Linked DNA regions of Homo sapiens: region 1 is linked to region 2. Evidence: chromatin loops called from intact Hi-C (ENCODE). Cell type or tissue: B cell. All regions are shown on one strand. Links, peaks and the distances in the headings refer to the core of each region. The heading gives the core; the rest is flanking DNA. Region 1 overlaps KDM4C (lysine demethylase 4C). Region 2 overlaps KDM4C (lysine demethylase 4C).

Evidence for each region. A loop is a pair of places that touch in the nucleus more often than their neighbours do. Peaks named below come from ENCODE experiments on the same cell type or tissue, not always from the same donor. Only the 100,000 strongest peaks of a DNase experiment are listed, where the experiment ranks them.
Region 1: a loop joins it to region 2, with 2.8 times the contacts of the local background. A loop is called at or near these places in 9 of 110 quality-filtered maps.

The regions. Positions count from the first base shown.
Region 1 is chr9:6,765,836-6,768,755 of GRCh38, forward strand. All of the region lies in intron 1 of KDM4C (lysine demethylase 4C), which reads left to right. Among named protein-coding and RNA genes, the nearest start is that of KDM4C, 9.3 kb to the left of the region's middle. RefSeq lists enhancers at 956-1,601, 1,602-2,245. In B cell, for the core only: no CTCF peak of the experiment used is centred there; no DNase peak of the experiment used is centred there; H3K27ac peaks cover 933 bases.
Region 2 is chr9:6,815,398-6,818,317 of GRCh38, forward strand. All of the region lies in intron 4 of KDM4C (lysine demethylase 4C), which reads left to right. Among named protein-coding and RNA genes, the nearest start is that of KDM4C, 59 kb to the left of the region's middle. In B cell, for the core only: no CTCF peak of the experiment used is centred there; a DNase peak (open chromatin) is centred at 1,374; H3K27ac peaks cover 1,132 bases.

The DNA of each region.
Region 1 (2,920 bases), core at 247-2,746, 50 kb before region 2:
TGGAGTGCAGTGGTGTGATCTCGGCTCACTGCAACCTTCACCTCCTGGGTTCAAGCTATTCCCCTGCCTCAGTCTCCTGAGTAGCTGGGACTACAGGTGTGTGCCACCGCACCAGGCTAATTTTTGTGCTTTTAGTAGAGATGGGGTTTCACCATGTTGGCCAGGCTGGTCACTAACTCCTGACCTCAGGTGATCCGCCCACCTCAGCCTCCCAAAGTGCTGGGATTACAGGCAATAGCCACTGTGCTTGGCAAAGTAAATATTTTAAAATATATGAAAATATATTGTATAGGTTGAGTATTCCTTATCTGAAATACATGAATTTTATATTTTTTTCAGATTTGGGAATATTGCATTTTACTATACATTACAGATGCTATAGTTACAACTGAGCATCTGTAATCTGAGAATTTGAAATCTGAAATGAGCATTTACTTTGAGTGTCATGTTTGCCCTCGAAACTTTCAGATTTTGGAGTATTTCAGATTTTTGGTTTGAGATGCTCAACTTATGTATGATAATCGTACAAAAAGCTATAATTTCAAGTATTGATTTGCTGTTTACTGGGAAGGAATGGGAAAATTTTTGAAATTAGAAATGTCAGACTTAGGACAGTTGGCCCCCTTTAGTGGGGGTCTCGGTGTGGGACATTTTAGTGGAGTTCATAGTCCTGCTTCCATTTTTAGCATTGTACATTTAGAAATATGAACTTTTTCAGTCGACCGAGAGTGTCAGGCATTGGAAGACTAATGTCTTCAGTGTGGTTCCCTAATTAAACTGGCAAGAAGAACTAGAATCTGGATCTGAAATGCTTGTGTCTGCTCATTAGGGCTCTTTCTAGAAAGTCTCGGTCCCTGGGAAAGCACATAAATGATCACATAGTTTTTGGTGACAGGTAGGCAGGCCCCAGCTGATGGGTAGTGCTGAACAGGATTTTTTTTTTTTTTAACCTGCTGGGCTTCCCTGACCCTTGAGCATTCACCTCTGCTTATCAGAACATTCTTCTCTGCCAGTACGTTTTCTCTTGTTGAATAAGGTTAAAGAAGCGATAAATTCCTTCATTTGGCTCCCTTTTTACCTCCATCTTTGCATTTGTTTTTTGTACCAGATGTTTGTTTAAATTCCAGTCCTCAGGACAGGCTTTGTCTGATCATTAGTATATTGTTGATTCTGTTCTGTTCTGAGAGTCCATCAGATACTTTGAATGGTCACAGGCATCCCTTTGAGTGGGTGAACTGAAGTGTTTTTTTTGCAGGTAGTTTATCTCATTTTGTTTTTTATCTATTTAACTTTCTTTTTTGCTTTTTTTTTATTCTTTTTTGAGATGGAGTCTCGCTGTGTCGCCCAGGCTGGAGTGCAGTGGCACGATCTCGGCTCACTGCAAGCTCCGCCTCCTGGGTTCACGCCATTCTCCTGCCTCAGCCTCCCGAGTAGCTGGGACTACAGGCACCCCTCACCTCACGCCCGGCTAATTTTTTTGTGTTTTTAGTGGAGACAGGGTTTCACCACGTTCGGCAGGATGGTCTCGAACTCCTGACCTTGTGATCCGCCTGCCTCAGCCTCCCAAAGTGTTGGGATTACAGGCGTGAGCCACCATGCACGGCCCCCTTTTTTTTTGAGACGGTGTCTTGATCTGTCACCTAGGATGCAGTGCAATGGCATGATCTCGGCTCACTGCAACCTCTGCCTCCCAGGTTCAAGCGATTCTTCTGCCTCAGTCTCCCGAGTAGCTGGGACTACAGGCACCTGCCACCATGCCTGGCTAATTTTTGTGTTTTTAGTACAGATGGGGTTTTGCCGTTTTTAGTAGAGATGGGGTTTTGCCATGTTGTCCAGGCTGGTCTTGAAGTCCTGACCTCAGGTGATGTCCGCTTCAGCCTTCCAAAGTGCTGGGATTACAGGCGTGATCTTCTGTGCTTGGCCATCTGGCCATCTATTTAACTTTCAAAAAGGAATCCTTCCCTAAAATTTGGGCACATAAAGTGATACCTCTCAGTCTATAATATTCAGGCAGCTTTCATTAGCAGGAAGAATCTGGCCCTGAGATAGGTAAAATCATTTTCCTTTTTTTTTTGATAATTTTATTTATTTTTCTAAGTTTGTATTATATATACACACATAATATTTCTTTTAGTATTTTCAAATAGGCAATACAAGGTATGTAACAAGATATAAAATTCAGAAGGTATTAAAGGGTAAAATGTGTACATGGTTCTCACTTTTAGCCTTTAGACAGCTAGTTCCCTTCTGTCTAAAATTCCCTTTTAGGGAATATGAACTTTTTCAGTCGACCGAGAGTGTCAGGCATTGGAAGACTAATGTCTTCAGTGTGGTTCCCTAATTAAACTGGCAAGAAGAACTAGAATCTGGATCTGAAATGCTTGTGTCTTCTCATTAGGGCTCTTTCTAGAAAATCTCGGTCCCTGGGAAAGCACATAAATGATCACATAGTTTTTGGTGACAGATAGGCAGGCCCCAGCTGATGGGTAGTGCTGAACAGGATTTTTTTTTTTTTTTTAACCTGCTGGGCTTCCCTTTTAGGGAATTTTAGAGATATTCTATATAAATTTATGTGTGTGTTTACATTTTTTTACACAAATGGTTGTCTTCATGCTCCCTCACTCCTCAGTAACTCAATGTGTATTTCCTACATTTTTCTCCATAACTGCAGTATATCCATCAAAATCAGGAAATTAACACTGATACATTACTATCATCTAATTTTTAGATTCTTCATATTTCACTATTTGTTATAGTAATTAATGTTCTTCATAGCAAAAGTATCCAGTCCAGAATTGTGCAATATGTATTCTTGTTGTAGGTCTTTTAAGCATCCTTCAATCTCAAATATGGATTTGAGAAGGATTTTCATGATCTTGATTTTTTTTTCCTTGATCTTCATGGTCTTGATTTTCATGAT
Region 2 (2,920 bases), core at 301-2,800:
ACATACAGGGTCTCAGTATATTGCCCTGGCTGGTCTTGAACTCCTGAGCTCAAGAGATCTAACTGCCTCGGCCTCCTAAAGTGCTGGGATTAGAGGTGTGAACCACCAGGCCTGGCCCATTATTTTCTTTCGAAAAATTTCTTATCTACTGAAAGGTGGAACTAGTGCAATACACACCTGGATACCATTCACTTAGGTTCACTAGTACAGGTTAAGCATCCTTCATCCAGAAATCCAAAATCTAAATGCTCCAGTGAGCATTTCCTTTGAGCATGACCTTTGAGCATCGTGTTGAAACTCAGAAAGTTTGGGATTTTGGAGCATTTTGGAAGGGATGCTCAACCTGTAAGTATAATGCAAATACTCCAAAATGGGGAAAAATCTGACATCTGAAATACCTCTGGGCCCAAGCATTATGGGTAAGGGATACTTGATCTATAGTTAATATTTTGCCACATTTGCTTAATGTTTCTTTGTGTCTCTTTATCTCTGTTTCTATCTGTCTGTCTTTCTGTCTTTGATGTATGATGCAGGCATCACGATAGTTCACCCTGAATTATATAAGCATGTATCTTTTAATGACAAGAGAGTTTAACATTTATATAATATTATCTAGTGTATAGACCATATTCAAATTTTCCCAGTAATGTTATAACTGTCCCCCCGCCCTCCTTTAAGGATTCAGTCAAGGATTCCCCTTTGTAACTAATAAGTGATCTATGGGGTATACTCAAATATTAGCTGACTATCTGTCCCCAACAGCCTTTCATTCAGTGGATTTGGCATCTATGGCATTCATTCATAATCCTTGCCTTAATTCCATTATTATATTATTTTAAAACCTTTTTTATTTTGAAATATAAAACAAGCTAGAAAGTGCATAGAACATAAACCTAGAGCTTTATGAATTATTGTAAAGTGAACACCTGTGTACCATTTCTGACACTGAGGAAAACATTACCAGCACCGTAGAATTCCCTTACCTGCCCTATTACCTACTATAGGCTCCCCTTTTCCTCCAAAGGTAACTAGATCTTCTGACTTGAAGGTAATCATTTTCTTCTTTTGTTTAACAGTACAGCTCAGTGTGGCCTGTTTCTGAATTTTATATAACTAGAATCATTCAGTGTGCATTCTTTTATGTCTGGCTTCTTATACTTCATACCTTATACCTTCTTATATACCTTATATATACATGGTTAGCTTTAGAAGAAAACATTTTTTCCAGCTTACACTTCCTATAGCAATGTTTTCAAGTTTCCTTTGCCCCACATCCTCCCTAACACTCGATATTGTCATTTCTTTAATTTTAGCCACTCTGTTGGTGTGTGTAGTCGTATCTTTTGGTTTTAAGTTGCATTATGATTTTTTCCCCTTATGTTCACTGAATGTTTGGATTTCCCCTTTAGTGAAGTCTCTTATACACTTCTTTTTTGTCATGCTTTTCTTTTTCTTTTTTTTTTGGCTTAAGTTCCCTTTTCTGTGGTTTTAGTGATTCTTACTGGTTTATACTTCTTTATATATCCTGCGTATGAGGTAGTAGCACAATTTCAAATATGAATTTTTAATTGCTGAACACTTATTTCAAAGACGATTCTTATTTTTGAAGATATATGATATTGTAGAATTGTCATATTGGATGGAATGATGGCTATGTAATTTTCTTAATTTATCAATTAAAGATGCATATTGAAGGATATATGATTGAAATAACACGAGGGTTGGGATTTGTTTTTCAGTTACTTAAGAAAATAAAGTTGAATGGATATAGATGAAAGAAGATTGGCCCCTCCCCCTGCCCCCCCCCCCACTTTTTTTTTTTTTGAGACAGTCTTGTTCTGTCACCCAGGTTGGCATGCAATGGCATGATCACGGCTCACTGCAGCCTTGACCTCCTGGGTTCAAGCAGTCTTCCTGCCTCCACCTCCTATGTAGCTGGGACTACCTGCAGGCGCCACCATGCCTAGCTAATTTTTAAAATGTTTTTTGTAAAGACAGGGTCTTCCTATGTTGCCCACGCTGGTCTCAAACTCCTGGGCTCAAGCGATCCTCCCTCTTCAGCTTCCCAAAGTGTTGGGATTACAGGTGTGAGCCACTGTGCCCAGCCCAGCAAAATATTTATAATTGAAGCTAGTTGACAGACTGGTGTTTTAAATACGTATATGTTTGAAATAGTAAAAATAAAAGTTAAAAAAATAGCCTTTCCTCATTCTGCATCTGAATTTTTACTAGTATAAGTAATCTCTATGTTGAGAATGTATTGTTTATTAAAGTAGTATATGTACATGTAGGAAAATGGAAAAATACAGAAAAACGTGAAGAAGAGAATAAAAAATTGCTCATAAGGTTATCAAACAGGAATAACCTTTTTTTTTTTTTTTTTTTTTGAGACAGAGTCTCACTCTGTAGCCCAGGCTGGAGTGCAGTGGCGCTATCTTGGCTCACTGCAACCTGTGACTCCTTGGTTTAAGCTATTCTCCTGCCACAGCCTCCCAAGTAGCTGGGATTACAGGCACGTGACACCATGCCCAGCGAATTTTTGTATTTTTAGTAGAGACGGGGTTTCACCATCTTGGCCAGGTTGGTCTCAATCTCCTGACCTTGTGATCTGCCTACCTCAGCCTTCCAAAGTGCTGGGATTACAGGTGTGAGCCACCGCACCCTGCCCAGGAATATCCTTTTTATGATTTCCTTTTGGTCTTTCTGTTTTATGTGAGTGTATGTATATATGCATGCCTGTGATTGCATGCGTGTTCATGTTTACCACCAAAGAGTTGAGAAGGTTTTTACAGTTTTTTGACTTTTGAAACATTTCCAATATTGCTTTCCAGAAGGATCATTTCAGTTTCTTTTAGCACAAGCCACATCTAGACTACCAATTTCAAATCGTACCTTGTATTACATGGTGGATTTTTGTTCG